Regions from separate parts of the Homo sapiens genome. Here region 2 is linked to region 1. A link is an interaction called in ENCODE POLR2A ChIA-PET data of the cell type or tissue named here. Cell type or tissue: GM12878. All regions are shown on one strand.

Region 1 (2,500 bases):
CCCTACTACATAGTACCTTCCCTCTCTGGGCTCTTGACCATCTGGGGTTATCCTATGTTTGTCATGCTAGGGAAGCGTAAGAATGTTCTTTGGGTATTCTTTCAGAATTAAATAAGAAAAGGCAAAATGTTTGATAAACAGACATTTATTTCAATATTAAATATCCTTCATATAAAATGGGCTGAAGTCTAAATTGCACGTTCTTCAAGTTGTCCTTGATCAAGATGTGTAGATGCAGAATAGTTCCTTCATTTCCACATCTTTTCTAGTGAGCAGGTGAGAGTACTTTCTCTGAAACTGAAGAGAGAAGTGTCCTGATCCTAAAACCTTTCAGAGAGCTGCCTGACTGCGCTGCTCAGGAAAAAAGGGGTGCTCACCCTAGCATGATAGGGATGGCCAAGTGCCTTGGGGCACCCAGCTGTTCAGCGGCATTGTGGTGAAAGGGAAGTACAGTCGATCCTCATTTTTTGCACATTCTGTATTTGAGAATTTACCTACTTGCTAATGTTTGTTTATGTCTAATCCCAACATCAATACTTGCAGGACTTTTGTGGTCATTTGTGGATATGTGAAAGTGGTAAAAAAAATTTGAATCCTCCTATGTGAATGTTCCCAGCTGAGATCGAACAAGGGGATGTTCTGCCTTCCTATTTTAGCTCTAATACTATAAATGTGTCCTTTTCTCACACATGGCTCAGAAATGTGCCAAGTTTTTCACATTTTTTGTGCTCTTCATTGGTGATTTCATGGCTTAAAATGGCCCCCCAGCCATAGTGCTGAAGCGCTGTCTATTCCTAGGGGAAAGAAGGCTGTGATGTGCCTTTTGAAGAAAGCACATGTGTTAGACGAGCTTCATTCAGGCATGAGTCATGGTGCTGTTGTCCATGAGTCCCATGGTGGTTAATCAGCACTATATATATTTAATGTGGCATCTTTAAACAGAAACCAACATAGAGCACAGTTAAGTATTGATCAGTTGAAGAGAATACCTCCTGTGACCAGAGGCTCACAGGAATCTAACCCTGTATTTCTCCTAGGAGCAATGATTCAATATTTATGAATTCAGTGTTTGGGGTGACTTGATAAAACATAACTACCTTGCATAAAGAGAATCAACTGTATGTCTTTTTCTGCTCTTATAATTCTTCATGTTGGTGGGCCCCTGCCTTCAGCCCCAAAGAATGCAGCATGGGGCTTATTATTTCTTGAATCTGTTTTTTTTTTTCTGGAGAATTTCATTCAACAAATTATGAATATTATTAGGTGTTGAACTGAGCTTTTGAAAACTTGTCAGATTCATCTTCAAGATTTTTGTTCCAAACATCCAAATTTATATACTCATTGTGAGTTTTTGGATGTTAACAATAGAATTTGATTCATTCTATATCCTTTGAGCCCACATGATGCATTTCCCTGTGTTAAGGCTTATTTGTTGCTCAGTTGAGTGACTCATTCACCACTTCTTACTTCCTGGAGGTTTAGTACCACTCTTAAAAATAGCAAGAGGCCAGGCATGGTGGCTCACGCCTGTAATCCCAGCACTTTGGGAGGCCAAGGTGGGTGGATCAAGAGGTCAGGAGATCAAGACCATCCTGGCTAAGGCGGGGAAACCCCATCTCTACTAAAAATAAAAAAAAATTAGCCATGTATGGTGGCGGGCACCTGTAATACCAGCTACTAAGGAGGCTGAGGCAGGAGAATTGCTTGAACCTGGGAGGCGGAGGTCGCAGTAAGCCAAGATGGTGCCACTGCACTCCAGCCTGGGTGACAGAGCGAGACTCCATCTCAAAAAAAAAAAAAAAAGGGTGGAAAACATTGCATTGCACAATGGGTTGAAGTGAGAGGTCTGCCTTATTTTGGGGTTTGTAGCTCCCTCCCTGTGCTGGAAGGGGGCTGTTGTGAGTGCCCCACCCTTGCAGATGTCAGCAGGAACCAGTTTCTCTTCCAGAGCTGAAGCTCCAGCGTGCTGCCTGGCTTGAAGCTGCTGCCCTCTGTCCCAACTCTCACCAGCTCTCTTGGGTTGTTCCCTGCTCTTGATCCTAATCAGTGCGTGTTTCTCACAAGCCTCTTCAGTCATCATGTTGACCCAATCCCCAGACAATGGGTAGTAATTAAGTCAACTTTCATAAGGTTATGGTATGCGAAGTGATTACAAGAGATTGCTTACAAGAGCAGTTAGAATAAAGAGTTCAGGTGAGGGCAGTGTCTTTAGTGAGCCAATAAGTTGTCTATAAGTTGATTGGGAAATTGTTTAGTCTGAGATTACAATAAGATGTTTTCTGAAGCACATACCAATGAACAGATTCCTTGAAGAGATTTCCTTACAGAACAGTTTGCATTTTCATGTTGAAAATTAGCTTAGTGATTATCTTCATTTAACAGGTTAAAAAAAAAAAAGAAAACCAAACCTGATGAAAGGGTGACTTGGTATCAGGAATGGGGAGGTGATTTGGTGAAGGGATAGTGACTACCACTGACCACTAAAATAGCTTCATTTGTT
Region 2 (2,500 bases), 110 kb after region 1:
AAAAAAAAAAAAAAAAAAAAAAAAGGGCATGTACCAAAGATCTTTTCTCAAAACCTATGGTCTTTTCACTTTATTGGTGTTTCTCAAACTGTAGTGTGTAATTGAATCACCTGGAGATTAAATGGCAAAATGTAGATTCCAATTCAGTAGTCAGAGAGCTTGCGAGTCAGTAGTTCTAACAAGCTTCAGGTGTTGCCAATGCCGCCGGTACACTGAGCACACCTTAAATACAAAGGCTTAATGTGTTAATGGGGTGGGCCCCAGAACTAAAGTCTCAGCCTCACCTGAGAACTCTTAGATCCAAATGCTTGGCCCCACCCAGACCTACTGAGTCAGCAACTCTGGGGATGGGGCCTATCAGTTGGTTTTAACAAGCCCTTCAGGTGATTTTGATTCATGCATAAGTTTGAAAACTACAAATATATCATCTTTCCATACTAGAAAACTCAGTATTGGCCAAGTTATGAAGTGTGGTGGTTCTTACATTGTAGATATTTGAAAGACATTAGAGAGAAACTAGACAAGAGAAAAAAGATAAAACATTTAAGCCTGAATAGTAGCTTGCATTAAGTGTTTTTCTGTGAGATAAGGACACATAAATGATTATCACTGGGCTAAACAATGACAGTACTTCTCTGTAAAGGCTCTTGCAAATATGTGTAGAATGTAGAGCCAGTGGGCACAAGTACTGGGAGCTAAGAGAAGTTATGACCAAGGGACAGTATAATATCTGAAGATGTAGACCTGGCATTGCACAGGAAAATGATGCTTAAAATTTTTCAAAGAAAATATATCTAACAGCAGAAGAAGATAAATCTCTGCTTGTCTGGCATGCAGAAAATGATCTGGGGGAAAAAAACAGCTTGGGATTTTTCTTTTTAATCTTGTGTAATCCTAGAAATTCATATGCAGTTTCATCTATATCAAACCAATGCATGTTGCTTTGATATAAATAACATTTTAAATTACCATTAAGATAAAAGGGGAGAGATGCTGTTGCACTTAGTCTGTTAGACTCATAAAATGTACTGAAGTGGTATGATACCAAGTATCAGAATCAGCACCCATGTATATTTCTTTTCTGTCTTGGTGCTACAGCATTTGGAGAACTTGGAATACATGAAAACAAATGGCAACAGCTTGTGGGTGGCTTTGAGAGCTATGTAAAGGCAGTCACTGAGGACAGGGGCCCAGAGTGTTGCAAGAGGTGTTTTGTTCCGGTGTTTAGGAGCTGCTTGGGTGCGGATTTTGAGAAGTGAATCTTCAAGTGGTTTTTGAAAATAGAAAAGATCTTTGATCTATGCATCAGATCCTTTTAATTTCAAGAAAATACTCATCAAAGTTTTTTGAGTAAAGATGATCAAAGACGTTCTGTACTATACCACTCACACTGTCATTTCATTACATGTAAATGAAGGGAGGGTCTCAAATGACTCAGTTCCTGCGATCACATCTCTTTATCCAGCATTCAGACTCCAATTCATCAAAGCAGTCTTGTCACAAACATGAAAGCATTCAGTTCTGTCGTGAAGTTGCAGATCAAGAATGTTCAGTCTTAAAAGTGCTTAATAAGTCAACGTTTAAAGCTACAGTGATTATTTAAGTGAATAGTACTTTTGTTCATCTTAACCAGGTTTTTTACCCCTTTCCATAACATTCAGGGGAATGGAGGATGAGACAAAAACAAAACAATATAATTCTGAGTTTGAAAAAGTGGATCAAAAATTTCTTCCATCAAAACCTGCATTCTTCTATATAAAATCAAGAAACATTTAAAAATCACTTCCTGTTTCATTGCAAATGTGTGTAAGAATATGAACAATCTTTTTGTTTTTAAAATAACATCTACCATTTGTACCATTCCATTGAATACAACAAGAAAAGTAACAGACTCTGTCAGAAGCTCAAGGAACCAAGTTAGGGACAAAGGTGCATTTAGATATTTGGCCTCCATTTCTCACCTTCACAACAACTCTTTGCCTGTCAGATTTGGCACTATCTGAGCCCATGGATGTATTTTAAATGGACATTTCTCTCAGCATTTTACCGTGAAACACTGTAAATTAGTATTTTTAGAGACATAACTATTAAGTAAAATATATAATGGCCAAATTATTAATAACAGTGTTTTCACCAGAGCTATGAGGCAAACAGCCTGGTCAATCTCAATCTCTTATGGATTCATTTTATATTAGCTTTTATACGCCAGGTACTGTGTTAGCACTGGGTATACAAAGGTAATCAAGTGAGACATAACCCCTGCCTACACAGAACTTATAGATAGACATTATTCAAATAAGTACTGATTTATGAACTGTTATAAATACAATAAGGGGAAAGTCCATTGATAGCATGTAACAGAAGGGCTTGACCTTATAAGGGAGTAGGATGGGCAGGAAATATCCGGGAAGGGTTCCCTTGGAAATCGTGTTTGAGCTAAGATCTGGAAGACAAATAGGCAGAGGAAAGACTGTGGACTGGGAAGCTTCCCAAGCAGTGG

The links. ChIA-PET counts read pairs that join two places held together with the same protein. Peaks named below come from ENCODE experiments on the same cell type or tissue, not always from the same donor. Only the 100,000 strongest peaks of a DNase experiment are listed, where the experiment ranks them.
Region 2: POLR2A ChIA-PET joins it to region 1 with 7 read pairs; 2 of 35 experiments call an interaction of 5 or more read pairs at or near these places.

The regions. Positions count from the first base shown.
Region 1 is chr5:77,265,653-77,268,152 of GRCh38, forward strand. All of the region lies in intron 1 of PDE8B (phosphodiesterase 8B), which reads left to right. Among named protein-coding and RNA genes, the nearest start is that of PDE8B, 56 kb to the left of the region's middle. In GM12878, no CTCF peak of the experiment used is centred here; no DNase peak of the experiment used is centred here.
Region 2 is chr5:77,378,461-77,380,960 of GRCh38, forward strand. All of the region lies in intron 10 of PDE8B (phosphodiesterase 8B), which reads left to right. Among named protein-coding and RNA genes, the nearest start is that of WDR41, 110 kb to the right of the region's middle. In GM12878, no CTCF peak of the experiment used is centred here; a DNase peak (open chromatin) is centred at 1,371; H3K27ac peaks cover 324 bases.